2 separate regions of the Mus musculus genome follow, and region 1 is linked to region 2. Evidence: chromatin loops called from intact Hi-C (ENCODE). Cell type or tissue: left cerebral cortex. All regions are shown on one strand.

What was found. Peaks named below come from ENCODE experiments on the same cell type or tissue, not always from the same donor. Only the 100,000 strongest peaks of a DNase experiment are listed, where the experiment ranks them.
Region 1: a loop joins it to region 2, with 2.4 times the contacts of the local background. A loop is called at or near these places in 2 of 42 quality-filtered maps.

What each region holds. Positions count from the first base shown.
Region 1 is chr7:83,927,742-83,935,741 of GRCm38, reverse strand. It overlaps Cemip (cell migration inducing protein, hyaluronan binding), which reads left to right. Exons shown (of 29, transcript NM_030728.4): 29 at 1-2,885. The coding sequence ends at 121. Among named protein-coding and RNA genes, the nearest start is that of Gm30440, 38 kb to the left of the region's middle. In left cerebral cortex, no CTCF peak of the experiment used is centred here; no DNase peak of the experiment used is centred here.
Region 2 is chr7:84,070,422-84,078,421 of GRCm38, reverse strand. All of the region lies in intron 1 of Cemip (cell migration inducing protein, hyaluronan binding), which reads left to right. Among named protein-coding and RNA genes, the nearest start is that of Cemip, 12 kb to the left of the region's middle. In left cerebral cortex, no CTCF peak of the experiment used is centred here; a DNase peak (open chromatin) is centred at 3,945.

The sequences.
Region 1 (8,000 bases), 140 kb after region 2:
GGCGTTCGTCGGCTTCAAAGGCAGCTTCCGACCCATCTGGGTGACTCTGGAGACTGAGGACCACAAAGCCAAAATCTTCCAAGTGGTGCCCATCCCTGTGGTGAGAAAGAAGAAGCTGTAAGGAGAGTTGCCACTTGGTACCACCCCAGGCTGGACCCCTACAGCAGCCGGGGTCAGGATGGCTAGGCCCCCTGGTTCTCAGCTCTGCTGGGCTAAGGGACAGATATCAGAGACCTTGGTGCTGCCACCTGCCCCTACTCAAGTCTACCTGCAGCCCCTGGGCAGTGTTGGCCGATGCTACAACCTCCTCTTGGGTGCTTCTCTCCTATCTGTGCCTCATCGGTAGGCATGGGGACCATACAAAGAGACCTGAGTTGTGCTGGCAGCAAAGGGCCACTTGGGCAGGAGTCTGAACCCACCTAGGAGATGGTCTGGATAATGTGACCACTTGCAGATTTCCATAGTCACTTTCAGATACATTAAGTGGCAGATGGAAGGAGTACATCTTTATTCCTGTAAGTGAGGGTGCGGCTTCCTGAGTTTAGGAGCTGGCGTATGGACAGAGCTGTCCAGCATGGCAGATTGCACTGGGGAGGAGATGGAACCCTGTCTACAGGGGATCCTTTTTTCAAGAGACTTCAGCTGGCACACTGGGACAGGGACTAGGTGGATCCTGTTTGTCCTTCCTGAGATTACAGGACTCAACTGTGCTTTGCTCTGTGCCTGGAGCCCATCAGTAGAAGTAATCATTGTAGTTGACATCTCCACTGAGTGCCCTGGATACAGAGAATGGAGCGATGAGAGCTCAGACCTGGGGGTCAGCTGGTGACAGGCAGCCAGGTCTCAGCACACTTTGATACCAGGTTGAGAGAGCAGAGGTGGATTGGAGGAGGGGAACCTCACCACACCCAGAAACATGGGGAAGGCTTCTTCTGGAAGGTGATGGTCCTGGCAGGAATCAAGGACAGAGATGATGAAGAGAGAAGAGGTGGCCTCTGGCATGGCTCAGAGGTGAAGGCTTTCCTGCCACCACTTGCAGCATCTGAGTCATGCTAGGTCACCTCTTGCTGACCCACTTGTGATAGAGAAGCAGGGTCTGCGGAGAGAAATGGACTGAGTTACGATGCACAGAACCTCGTTCAGATTGGTGTCCAGCCAGCCCCCTCTGACTCTGCGAGAGGGTGAAGTGAAGTTCACAGACCTGAGGCTGTACAATGGGTCTCCAGTGCACTTCAGCTTGGAGCTGAGCAGAAGACTCCAGGAAATCTGAACATGCTCTCGCCACAGTGAACCTGGGGTGTCAGAGATGGAAAGGACCTTGGGGGCCCTTGAGGACCATCTAGCCCAGCATTTTGTACCTACATCTGAGGAAAATGGTACTCAATAACACAGCCAGGTCTGTGAGCCCCAAGCTCAGCAACCCACTGCCACACCACATTGCCTCAGTGGCTAGCCTGGGGTGTCCAGTATTCCCAAGTAGCTTTCGGAAGGGAGCATATCACCTGAAATGGGGAGAAGCTGTTCGTGATTCTTGGGTGCGCACCAAATGGGAATTGAGTGGGGGGTTCCCCACTAGGTTCTTTCAATTTCAAAATATACGGTCTTTTGCAAAGGGCTTTTCCCTCTTGCCCCTCAGTACACACTGCCCACTCTCCTCTAGGCAGCAGCCCTGCCACTGTCTTTACACTGCCAGCCACATGTGGGCATGGGCTGCTCATGACTGTGGAATTCTTTTGGTGCCACCTTATTCCACAGTGGTGCTGGTATGCCCAATGGGTAGCATCAGGATATGCCAATGTGCTTCTGCTGGGCCAATTGGCTCCTTGTGGGGATCTGAGAGTGGTTGGCTCCAGACCAGGATCTTTCAGCTTATGTTCACTCTGAGCAAATAGCTCCGATGCCCAGACGAGTGAAAACTATCCATGTCCAATATTCTTCGGAGACATCAGGGTTTCTCTGTGTTTCATGAATGAGATTGGTCCCCTTTCCTCCACAACCACAACCTTTCTTTTTCAAAGAAGATTTGCTTCGGTCCCCTTTGTCCAGTGGTATTAAGGAGCCTTAGTCCCAGAGTCTACTCTCCAGGTTGAGCCAACTCGCAGGGGGTCTTTCCTACTAATGGATCTTGCAGCTGCTGGGATGTGTCTGTGGGACCATGCCTCTTAAGACATAGTGGCTCCAGTTGCGAGTGTCAGAGAAAAGACCTCTTCTGGGGAGATGAGTGGGAGGGGGAGGGGGAGGGGGAGGGGATAAAAGTGACCTCATGTTTTTCTTGTCTAAGTTTCATTGACTTTTCAAGGCGAGGGTCTCACACTGTGAACCACTTAAGACTCGATCACTTTCAGGTGGCCATGAATGTTGAATGTCTTTGGCTCAGTTCATTTCAGCAAATACCTATTGGAAAGTTCTCTGAGTTGTACATATGTTGAACAGTACAGGTTCTGTACGGAAAGCGTTCTTTCCTAAACTATTCACCAAGAGTCGATATACAGGCATTTTCTTGGTAGCACAAAAGTCTTTCTTGCTTAGAAAGTTGCTCTTGTCCTTTCTGTTGGTCAGCATTGTCACTGAGTCAGGGGCCTTTGATTGAAAGGCTCATCTGTCCTGTTGGCTTAATAGCTGGCTCTTTCTTGTGAATTGGATGCATAGCATGTTTTGTATGTAAATGTTCCTTAAAAGTGTCACCATGAACAAAGGTATATTTTCTATTTATTTATTATATATTCACTTCAAGAAGTCACTGTCAGAGAAGTGAAGAGTCATCTTAAGTATTATATTAGAGGATGTCCTTTGGACCACCGGAAGGAGGTGTGCCCAGAGCCAAGGACATCAGCTCTGGTTTGGAAAAATCCTGCTGTACCATATTAAACATACAAAGGATGTCATTGTCTTGTCTGCTTGTTTCATTTCCTGGTATAGTGGGTCTCATTGTTAAACTAGTCATCTAGAGAAAATAAGGTAAAACATGGATATAAAACATGACCACCATCAAAGAAATGTCTTTTTTTGATACTTTCCAGAAAGCTGATGATACATTGGTATTTTAAAAATCTATGTCCCTAGTGTAGACAATAGAGTGTGAATCACCTGCGTTTGCCCCCCCATGGTTCCTAGTCTTGTTCCCAAGAGCTACTTATGTATTAGAATCCCACCTTCATCCATCCCACAGGAATACTGAGAAGAGCAGATAGAAGGGTCCACTGGCAGAGAAGATGCCTTTCATGTGACCAGGCAGGACAGAGCCTGCCTCATCCTCATGTCCCTAAGCCATCCTGATGTTCTCAATCCTACCCTTCCTAGTGGGGAGGCTAGGGAAAAGGGCTAGACAACCAACTGTCCTTCCCAGATTCTGACCAGACAACAAACTCTGTGACTAAGAGGAGCATGGGCATAGTGACAGAGAAACAAGTCCAACCTGAGCTCCAGACAAGGGACAGGGATAGAGGTGGGATGGGCTCGGGAGAAGAATGAGGGGGCACAACCATCAGAGCAGAAGGAGATGGTCTAGACTACTTGTGGATACTGATATTTAATTAATTTAAGAACAGTTTAAAATGTAGTTCCATATCTGCACTGGCCACACTGCAGATGCTCCACTTCCATAAGAGTCTAGTGACCACCATTGTGGACTGTCTGGATATAAAACATGACCACCATCAAGGAAAGGTCTTTTCTTGATACTTTCCAGAAAACTGCTGACACTCACATTGGTATTTTAAAAATCTATGCCCCTAGTGTAGGCAATAGAGTGTGAATACAGGTGTATACAATTCACCTAAGGGAGCTAACAGCAGGTTAGTGGTATTAAGCTGTCAGTACACAGTTAATTAGATGATCTAGCCCCGGATATACTATATAGACAACACAGTGGAGAATATAGGACCCAAGACTTATGGAAATGTCATCTTTAAGGATGAGGGGTTATGTCTATAATCCCAGTGTCAAGGAGGATGAAACTAGAAGACTGTAAGTTGGAGAACAGTCTGCACTATAGACAGCTTACCCATAGTTGCCTCTACAGTACCTCCTGGGTGTTCCTGGAGACCATGTCAGGAGCAACAAAACAACCCCAGGATCCACTCTGGTCATGTGTTGCTTCTTCCACTTTGAATCCTCTGGTTGCTGCATGGTCCTGTTTTAGGCCCAGGAGATGGTCCAGTGGGTAAAGGTACTTACCTGGTGACCTAAGTTTGATCCACAAAACCCATGGGCAAAGAAGAGACCCAACTTCTGAAAGTTGTGCTCTGACCTCTACACATACACTGTCACACAGACATGCACATGCACAGACACACAGAGACACACACAGAGACATACACTCACAGACATACAGACACACAGGCACACACATACATGCATACAGATACACAGACATACATGCAGACACATATCCATACACACACATATGCACACACACAGACACACACACACACAGATACCCAGAGACACACAGATACACATACAGACTATAATAAATAAATTTATTCTGAAGAAAAGAAAGGAGACAGAAGAGAAAGGAAAACAGGGAAGCAAGGGAGCAGAGGAGAAACTTTAGCATCAGGAAGCAATCACATAAGCCGGGCATGGTGGCGCACTCCTTTAATCCCAGCACTCGGGAGGCAGAGGCAGGCAGATTTCTGAGTTCGAGGGCAGCCTGGTCTACAGAGTGAGTTCCAGGACAGCCAGGGCTACACAGAGAAACCCTGTCTCGAAAAACAAAACAAAAAAAAAAAAAGGAAGCAATCACATTTGTACTATGACAGATGCCATGCACAAAAAGCAACATGAAAGAGTAAAATATGCCAGGGCATGCCCAGGGAGGGGTGTAGCAAGATTCTTTAAATAGGGAAGACTGTTTGTCATCTAGAATCATCAGGAAGGTCAATGGGCTGGGCAGGGCTACCAGAGTTCACCTAGGAGTTATGTAGGACAAAAAAAAAAGGGGGGGGGGGCTTTACAGTCCGGCCAGGGTTTGAAGACTTGAGGACATCTGAGCATATAACATGTTACTTTGCAAGAGGGAAGGTGGGACGGTGGACAGGGCCAGATGGATGGTGGAGCTTATGATAGGGGTAGAATTCCTGAGATTTCTCAGCCAATTCTGTCCTCTTTCTCTCTCCTTCACTTTAGTAGGGGATTACCTGAGATAGTTTGCTATATCAGACAGTCGCTAAGAGAGAAGTAGGCGTGACCACATCAAATTAAAGACTCTTACAGCAAACTATCAAAATTTGCATGGGATTTGGAAATTACTAGAGTATTGTAAATAAAACATATTATAACACTAGCAAGTATATTTTATATTGTTTGTCTTATTTAGAAGGTAATGTGAAACACATTTTTATTTTTTAAATTGATACACTTTTTTTCCTTATCAACTTAGACTATCATATAACTGTACAGAATAAGTGCCTGGCCAGCCGATAACAAAGACACCTGAGAGAACTGTAGCGAGGCCTTTGGCAGATGACTACCAAGCCCACACAGATCCAAAGAAGCAATATGGGTGGATCCTGAGAACCTTCGGTTGCTTCTGATACAGTCACCAGGTCCCCACAAAGAGCAAATGTAGAGGCATTAGATAAGTGCTTTGCCACTGTTTAGATGGAGCTGGGAGGCAGGCTGACTGGCTGGCTGGAGATGCACTTGATGCCACAAGCCTTGGGGAAGAGGGAAAGGCAGGAGAGGCTCCATGGAAGGAGAAAGATGCACTAATTAAGGCTCAGAAGGAAATTGCCTCCTAAGGACCCCAAGATAAAAAGGGTGGGATAAGGAGGAACTTCCTGCAGGCTGGAAGGAGTGAGTGAGGGTGAATCACTTGGGGAGACATGGCCTGGCCTTAAATAGTCAGGAACCTAGGAGCTAAAGGCATCTGCTTAAACGTATTGGCAAGCCAACCAAAAGCTCAGAAGAGTCTGTCCTCATGACTAACAGGATATCTTGGCTCAAAAATATCCTTACATGACATATGCCCACATCTCCATCCCTACCACTTACTTACCTCCTGTCACCAGATCAGCCCCAAGTGTACAGAACCTGTCTTTTCCCTCCCACCTCTCATTTCTCCTGGATTTACAGGTCTTTGTCTCCTCTACCTGGCAAACCCAACCCCCATTCTCTCCCACTTTGCTCACGAGAATCACCCTGCAGGGCTCCACAGAGCACCCCAGCCCAGCCCTAGGCCCAGAATCCTGGGGTTTGCAGCTTCTGTGAGGTGTCCTTTATCTCTTCCCCGCAAGTGGTGAACTCCTGCAAATAGGGGCCATCTGTCTTTCTTTCCTAAGGGAGCTGTCTGGGTTCCACAGACAGCTCGGTGGGGGACTGTTGACTAGATTTCCCTTTTGCCACTACCAGTGACACCAGAATCCTACTGGTTCCTCAGGTCTCCACCCTGCAAGCTGGGAAAGCAGGGGGCGGGGGGGGGGACTTCCTACTTTCCTCACAACAGGAAAAGGAATGGGATATGAGAGAGGAGGCTACCTCCTGAAGAAGAGAGGGTCCCATGTCCACAGCCTGGGCTGAGGGTGAGAAAGAGAGAGAATAGGGGAACAGAGAGAGATGCTTCCCAGCACCCAGAAAACCCCAAGAGCATCTATCAGAATCAAAAATGCTTTCCAGGGAACTCCCAGAGCTCTGTCTGCAGGCACTGCTTAGCACCAGTGTCAGGGATACAGGCTCTTGGGACTGAGCATTGAGCACAGTAGAAGAACCTTTGACCTGGGTGTGGTCCCCTGCATTGAGAAAAAGAAATTCAAACTTGTTGGGAGCCGCCCCCACATTCGCCGTTACAAGATGGCGCTGACATCCTGTGTTCTAAGTGGTAAACAAATAATCTGCGCATGTGCCAAGGGTATCTTATGACTACTTGTGCTCTGCCTTCCCCGTGACGTCAACTCGGCCGATGGGCTGCAGCCAATCAAGGAGTGACACGTCCGAGGCGAAGGAGAATGCTCCTTAAGAGGGACGGGGTTTTCGTTTTTTCTCTCTCTTGCTTTTTCGCTCTCTTGCTTTTCTCTCTCTCTTGCTTCTCGCTCTCTCTTGCTTCTTGCTCTCTTGCTTCTTGCTCTCTTTTCCTGAAGATGTAAGAATAAAGCTTTGCCGCAGAAGATTCTGGTCTGTGGTGTTCTTCCTGGCCGGTCGTGAGAACGCGTCTAATAACAATTGGTGCCGAATTCCGGGACGAGAAAATCCGGGACGAGAAAAAACTCCGGACTGGCGCAGGAGGGATACTTCATTCCAGAACCAGAACTGCGAATCAAGGTTATAAGGTTCCCGTAACACAGACTGTTGAGAAGGATTCAACTGCCGAATTCAGAACTCATCAGCTGGGGAACGACGGTGATAAAGGTTCCCGTAAAACAGACTGTTGAGAAGGATTCAACTGCCGAATTCAGAACTCATCAGCTGGGGAACGGAAGTGAGAAATGGCTTTACCAGGTATGTTTGGCCTTGAACTTTTTCTAGTGTTAGGAGCCCTTTTGTTCCTTTTCACATGTTATATAGTGCTTAAGGCAGGGCTAAAAATTCTAGAGGAAATTCAGGACAGTCTATCAGAAGTAAAGCGGAGAGAGAGAGTAGGAGCAAGGAGAAACGGTAAGTATACAGGCCTTTCCAAGGGTCTTGAACCCGAGGAAAAGTTAAGGTCAGGTAGGAATACCTGGGGAGAGATTAGAAGGAAGAAAAAGAAAAAAGAAAAGAAAAAAGATCAATTAGCGGAGGTCTCTAGGAGATACTCGTCACTAGATGAGCTCAGGAAGCCAGCTCTTAGTAACTCTGAAGCAAGTGAAGAATCCTCCTCTGAGGAAACAGACTGGGAGAAAAAAGCGGCTCATTATGAAAGAAAAGGATACCAGCCGCCAAGTAAAGTGCTAACTAGTCATTTAAGGAAAAAGCCAAAAGCGGCTGGCGAAGGCCAGTTTGCTAATTGGCCTCAGGGCAATCGGCTACCAGGTGCACTCCCGCCCTATGCGGAGTCCCCGCCCTGCGTAGTGCGTCAGCCC
Region 2 (8,000 bases):
AGACTAGCTGGGGGCAAGTCTGAGCCATCGTAGACACAGGTGTAGAGGTCTCTGCTTTGCTATCATCAAACTTCACCTCTTCTTCCTCTGCCTTTCTGAGGGGCTGTGGTATCTGTAGGTAAGCCTTGAGGACACTGATGGGTTACCGAGGTAGGCCTGTGTGGTGCTTCTGTCCAACTTTTAGCTTAAGGCACTACCTTCTTGCCTTTTAAAATAAAATTGTTTGTGCGTACGCATATGCGCATTGTGTGTGAATGTGCATGTACTTATTTGTGCATGCCCGTAGAGGCCAGAGGTCAACATCTTCCTCAGTTGTTTTTTTTATCTAATTGTTTTGAGAAATACATCTCACTGAACCTGGAGCTTACAGATTCAACTGTGAGTTGGCCAGTGAACTTGTAATGGCCACTCACAATATAGATAATAATATATAATCCCAGAGCTGCGATTATAGGCACAAGCCACTTCTTCTGGGGACCAAACTCAGGTCCTCATGCCTCCCTGCCCTGTCACCTGCCTCCTGTAGAAGACATTTGTCTTGCTGTCTGGTAGGACACTTGTTCCTGGCTTGTCTCTGTGCGGTGGGACACAGCTGTTCTTTCTCAAATGAACAGTAGAGATCAGCCCCCCAGTGGACTGTACAGAGAGCAAGCTTGAGTGGATTACTAAAAAATGCTTTTAAACAAGCTGGAGGTTTATGACAAGCACATTTCAAAGCTGGGTGGCAGGCACTGAGTAATTTGCTCATGTGCTCATTTTCCAAAGGACTGGGTTAAAAAAAGAAAAAAAGAAGAAGACCTCAGACACCACGGCTAAGTACTTTTCCTTTCCTTCCCTTGAAAAATCATGTTGTTTTCAGAGAAACTTAATCCATACATTTTAGATCTATTTCCATGTTACTCAGCAAAATGTTGCATTTCTCTACTGTTGCTCAGCCCTGAGTGAGGTCACACATTCCTCTTTTGCTCCGACTCATGGACACGGTTCACAGCTGGGTGACTCTACAGCCATCCACTGCACACTAGGAAGCCTATAAACAAGAGGCAAAGGGAGAGAATAATCCACTATGCTGACCCTATTCTTAGTTAGAATTTTGTTCCTTGGTTCTTCGTGGAATGGAATGTTTTGACTAAATTTTTAAATGTTGGATTACCGTAGTATTTATATATTAAGGACTGGGCTTTCTGTTCCTTTTGATGTGTGTGTGTGTGTGTGTGTGTGTGTGTGTGTGTGTGTCTGTGTGTTGTGTGTGTGTGTGTGTGTGTGTGTCTGTGTGTTGTGTGTGTGTGTGTGTGTGTCTGTGTGTGTCTGTGTGTGTGTCTGTGTGTGTGTGTCTGTGTCTCTCTCTGTATGATCTCTTTATATTATACCTAAGGTAAGTATTTTACTTGCTTCACCCTAGGCCAAAGTAGCTCAAGCAAGCCTGTGGGCATGCTGAGGGTACTTGTGACTGACTCTGTTGAGATGTGAGACTCTTTGGGACTGGGGCATGAGAGGCACATGAAGCCTGTGTAGACTCTGGAAATGAAATATCATATTCTCTTTCCCTTTGCTTGTCTGTATGTCTGTATTTTATGTATATGAGTACACTGTAGCTGTACAGATGGTTGTGAGCCTTCATGTGGTTGTTGGGAATTGAATTTAGTATCTCTGCTCAGTTGGGTCAACCCCGATTGCTCAGGCCCAAAGATTTAGTTATTATTATACATAAGTACACTGTAGCTGTTTCTCTGAAAACAACATGATTTTTCAAGGGAAGGAAAAGTACTTAGCTATGGTGTCTGAGGTCTTCTTCTTCTTCTTCTTCTTCTTCTTCTTCTTCTTCTTCTTCTTCTTCTTCTTCTTCTTCTTCTTCTTCTTCTTCTTCCCAGTCCTTTGGAAAATGAGCCCAGGAAGAAGCTGGTGGCTGATATGAGGGCCTTCTGCAGATTTTGTTACACTGCACTGTGCCTGTGACTTTGACTTCTTCCTCTCCTCCCTTTCTCTAGGGTTTCATGCATCCCAGGCTGGCCTAGATCTCACTGTGTAGCTGAGGATAACTGAATTTTTTTTATCCTCCTGCCTCTATCTCCTAAGTACTGAGATTTTAGGAGTATGACTGCAAACCCAGTTTATGTGGTGTTGGGGATGGAATCCAAGGTCCTGTGCATGCTGGGTAAACATTCCACTGATTGAGCTATGACCCTAGTCCATATCCCAGGGCTTTCTGTAAAAGCGCTAATGCCATAAGAATCCTTCATTCTGTTCCAGGTAGAATGAAATCAGTTGAAGGGTTTGGGCTTCAAGATGCCCAGATTCATGGTTTCTTCTTACCAAAATGACTTTGCAAAAGCACAGAGGCCCGGCCATGTTGGCAGTGTATATTGGCATCATAGCTTCCAACAGCTTGATGATGATGCTGACCACATAATTGTGGGTTGTTCATGTGTTGGGGCTTTTCAGGTGGCTGAGGAAGACCTTACATATGATTAAGATTTTAAAATCATAGGGTATGGTTTGTACAAATGGCAGTGTTGCCAACATCTGGAATTTTCTGAGGATGACCATGTGATGAAAGTCTTTTTTCCTTTAAACATAACCATATACAGTTGCTTTAAATAAGAAGCTATTCTTGACATAGAGACAGAGGTGATAGTTCTTTCAAATCTTGCTTTGCAAGCATAAACTTGAGCCCATGCTCTGCAGAGGTTGCCTGAGGACACTGGTATCTGGGGGACAGAAAGGGGAGAGTCATAATTTGAACAGTGTGCATGCATCTTTCACGCTGTTTGTTGACCATTCTGGAGACTGTGGCCCAGGGGGCTGTGGTTTCTTTTAGCTGGAGGTGGTTTCTCTCTCATTATCAATAATGTGATCAATGACCCTTTCCCCATTCAGAGACAGAATCCCTACCTGGTGCAAAGCAGAGACTTGTGTTCTATTTATTGCCAATGGCTAGCATGTAGTAGGAACACACATGGTTCTTGTTAGGTTTCACTGGCTGTCCAAATATCTAGAAATGTGCTCAAGCCTGACTATAGGAGGATTCCTGGTGCTTAGAGAAAAGCTAGCACTCCTCGGGAGCTCATGAAACTAGTTCCCAGCTGCCAAAAGGGGTCTTTAGCCTTATCTCTGTTAGAAGGGACATATGACTATGGCTGCATATCAAAGCTCCCACATCAGTGTCCTGGCTCTTCCCTGCTCCCAACTACTTGCCCTTCTTTTAACCTGCTATTCCCTACTAATCAGATACTTTCTTTTATTCTCTCCCCCACCCCTGCCTTTATTCTCTATCTCTTGCTTTGTCGGTCTCTCCACTATTCTTTTCCACTCTCCTGTTTCCTTAGCTCCTGCCTCTCAGCCTCTTGAGTGCCTGAGATTTCAGGCTTGGGCTACCAGGTCTGAGGGTGATAGTTCTTCAATATTTTGCTCTGGGAGTGGGACAAAGCTAGAGACTGCTAGTCACCTTCTGAGATGTCTGTGCTCCTGTGGCCCTCTGGTCATCTCCATCATTTAAATTACTACCTGGAATTTATTGAGCACTTACAAAGTTTAGATCCAGGTGAAACACTTTGTATGCACCACCATATTTCATCTACCTGACAACTGCGACAAACCTTTGTCCCATTCTGCAGACAGAGGGGACCTAGTGAGGTGACATGATTTACTCAAGATCACCTACTTAAAGGTGGCAGAATTGAAAACCGGGACCTGGGGTTGGTGACCTAAAAGGCGTTGCCCTTGATAATGACAGCTGTGGCTTGGCTCTTGAGCTTTGGCAAAACGTGTTTAGGGGACTGTTATCCTTCTCAGTAGAGCAAGTGGAAAGGAATTGTAACCCCAACGCAGTCACTGTTAAGTGTGGATCTTTTCCAACACCGGAGATTAAGGATATCTTCATTGTCTCTCCACAATGGCGAAGTTCACAGCTTAGCTGGAGAGATAGACAGACAGCCCTCTTACAATCTGGGCTGCAATAGGGTGTGAACAAAGCAATATGGGGTGCCACCGCAGAAGCAGCACAAACAGCTCTTCAGGCACGGTTTAGGCTGCAGGCAATCCTGGATGATTGATCAAGTCTTAAAGGAGAGCACGGTTTGCAGGCCAGAAAAGACAGGGTCGGGGAGAAAGCAAGAGTTTTGGCCACAGAGTTAGAAAATGGGTGTTTAGAAGGGGTCTATAAGTTTCCTAGGACTGGAAATGAGAGCCGAGGGAGGGACAGGTGAAGACCTCCCTTAAAAGCAGAGTCTAAGAGCCTAGCTTTTAACTTCAGAGGCTCTGAATGGAGGAGGGAGTAACCAGGAGTCAGGCATTGGGCCACTGTTCCTGGGGGCAGGCAGCCCAGGCAAGGCTTGTGGTATTCTGGATAGCCAGTACTTTCTAGAATCCCCACTGTGAGGCTGGCTGCTCCAGCTCTGAGCAGGCTCACAGACCTGAAGGAAATGCCACTGTCACCAAGGCCATGTGTTGCAGTTGACAGGGAGCTCTGCTTGGAAAGCGTTTCAGAGTCTTAGGGCCGACTCCTTGGGATATGGATTTGGGTTGCTCTACAGAAAAGGCTCAAAGATCTGAGGAAACATTTCTGGATTCATCAATTACTTGACAATATCCACCAGTACTGTTGGATGAATCCTGGTTTTCTTTGTCCAACATCAGGACAGGGGCAGTGTATTGATCCTGCTGCTGTTTAAAGTTTTCTTTCTGATTCTTCACAACTTCTCCCGATGCTCAGCCTCTGTGTCTGCTCGGCCTCTCTCTCTTTTTTTTGTCATAAACTCTCTTTCTAACCAGAACACACCCTTTGCTTACTTGACTAAACTTGACTAGTGTGCCAGGTCAATGAAGTCAACCCATAATATCAGAGTCTTCTCAGAGGTGACCATTCATAGCAGCATTGGCCCATGGAAGTACACTGGGAGCCATAGACAGATTTTGGAGTATTCTAGCCATCCTGTTAAAGTGAAAAGGGCAAAGTTAATTTTTATGAAGATAGCTCACCAGGTAAAGTGATTACCCCTCAAGCACGAGGACTGGTGTCCATGTAAACGCTCGGTGAGAGTGGCAGCCCAGCTGTATTCTCAGCCATCACTTAGAAGGCAGAAACAGAGGATTCCCAGAGCAAGCTGGATGGCCAGACTGACTGAAGTGGGAAGGTCCAGGTTCAAGTGAGAGACCTTTCCCCAACATTTATAATGTAGAAAGTGATTGACAGATAGCCACTCTCAACTTCTGGCTTCCACGTGTGCATACACACACACACACACTTATTATACACACATATACAAAACACACATACACACTTATTATACACACATACACATGCACATATAAAGAGCTCATTAATTTTCACAGTATACTTTATTATAACTGAATGCATACAAAATATGGTGACTTCCACAATAATTCATAAGTCTAAGATACACTGTACATCTTTTTATAACAAGTCTTGAAAATTAGTGTATATCTTCAACTTAGGGTATATCTCAATGACCCTATCCATTCTTCTGTCCCTTAACAGCTGTGTGAGGATGGGGACAGTGTGGTCCAGAGGGAGAGAACAGGGGAAAGCAGCACGCAGCACACATGTGGAAAGTTTAAACCATGGCCAGTGGCATGAATCCAAGGAGGAAGGAGGTGCAATAGCCAGTGAATGTGAGTGGGGATCTGACTGCAGGTGGCCAGCAGAGGTAGAAGGGGGAGCAGGAGAAAGATGCTTTTATTTTAAATGAACCCTGTTGGTAGCTCTCAGAAGGTTCATGTGGGTGGGGTGGGTATTGACAGGCAATTGTTAGCAAGAGAAAGAAGCACAGGAGGCTAGGAGGCTAGGAGGCTGGGGTCAGGACAGGGTGATGGAGGCTGAGAGGAGGAGAGAGTGTGGAGGGGTCTGAGTGGACTTTAGGAGATACAGTGGACATGGTTTGGTGGTGAACTAAACACGGGCTGATGGAGGAGCAGGTCCTGGAGGTCCAGTTGGAAGACTAGAGAAGGCTTAGTTTAGACATATATATGCTGGATCATCAATTGATCAAGCAAGGAACCCTGAAATTTCAACAGCATTATCCACTGCTCAAAAAAAAAATCACTTTCTTTAAAATACTGTGGAATTTTAGTTAGCTCTCATGAAGAATGTTGTGAAATTACTTTTGATCTGCCTTACATTATTATTATTGTTATTATTATTATTCACAAAACTAAGCAGGTAAGTAGAGATTAGGATTATTCTCTTTGTTGGTCATGATAGAGTGAGCCATTAAGTGGTAAGCTGTGGTGAGATCCAGGGCCTCTTGTGTAGGCCCTCAGGGCTCCATTTTGTTATTCTGGAGAGCTCTGACTGAGAACCTGAAACTCAAGATGTACTCCAAAGGAGACTGTCAGGACAGGAATGAGCAGACTCAGGGTTCTGGGTGAAAAGCTTTCATCACACTTGGTGCATGCTTTGTGTCCCACGTCGGGGTGTGATAAGCCATCCACGAATTTAACAGCCTGACCTGTTGACTGAAAAGAACTAGATGAGTTTGAAAGCCTGGAGTTGGTGTCAGGGAGATAGCTAAAACCATGAGGTAGTGAGTTTGCTAAAGGTATTTATTAACCATCCACTCCACACCAGACAGGGAGGGCACAAAACCAAGCGATTACCTCTTCCATCTTGCAACCCTGAGGCAGTGGTGGAAGCGAGTGGGGTGCAGTCATATAGACAAATGAGAATAATATATTCTTATAAAAGGCACACAGAGGGCAGAAAAGGGAGAAGCGTTCCTTTATTCTTGAGGAAGCTATTTAAACATTAAAAGATCTAATTAGAATTTGTCTGCTGATCACAGATGGGCCCTCTGGGGAAAGAGAGATCAAATAACCTGGTGAATTAAGGGTCCCCATGAGCAGAAGGGACACAGTGGGTTGGAGATTTGTTTGTGACTGTAAAAGAACACTAACAAGTCTGCAGTGCTAAAGTGTTTCCAGATGTTGGTTGGTTGGTTGGTTGGTTTGTTGGTTGGTTGGTTTTTTGAGACAGGGTTTCTCTGTGTAACAGCCCTGCCTGTCATGGAATTGGCTTTGTAGACCAGGCTAGCCTGGAACTCCCAGAGATCTGCCTGCATCTGCCTATTGAATGCTGGGATTAAAGGTGTGCACTACCACACCCAGCTGTTTCCAGGTTTTAAGCCACTGTTTAGAAAGAAAATGCCCGGTTATTTATGTATTTCTTCATTCATTAATGAAGCCATTCACTTCTCTACATAACTTGTCTATTTGCTCGTTACACTAACATTTAGGGATGTCCTCTGGGTACTGTACTGAATCAGTCCAATTTACGTTTTTGAAGGAAGAAGGCATAACTGGGAGCAAGGTGACTGGGAAAGCATATGATCAATTTTCTTAAAATAATATGAATGTTGCATATGTATCTGTGTTTAACAGGTTTCTATATATAATATATAATATATAATATATAATATATAAGATATAAGATATAAGATATAAGATATAAGATATAAGATATAAGATATAAGATATAAGATATAAGATATAAGATATAAGATATAAAAGATATAAGATATAAGATATAAGATATAAGATATAATATATAATATATATATAAATACCACCTGATAACTACATTTATGTACTGTTTAGGATCGATTGCCATGATAAAACACCATGACCAAAAGCACCTTGGGGAGGGAAGGGTTTGTTTCAGTTTATAACTCCAAGTCAGTCCATCCCTGAGGGAAGTCAGGGCAGGAACTTGAGGCAGGAATTCGAGGTAGAAACTGAAGCAGAGGCCAGGCATGAATGCTGCTCACTGCCTTGCTCCCCAGGGCTTGCTCAGACTACTTTCTTACCCAACTTAGAACCACATGCTCAGAGATGGGACCACTCCATGTTGTCTTGGCTCTCCCACATTAATTTTTAATCAGGAAAATGCCCTATAGTCCTGTCTATAAGAAATCTGGTGGAGGCATTTTCTCAATTGAGCTGCCTTCTCCCACATATGTTTAGGTTTGTGTCAAGTTGACAAACTA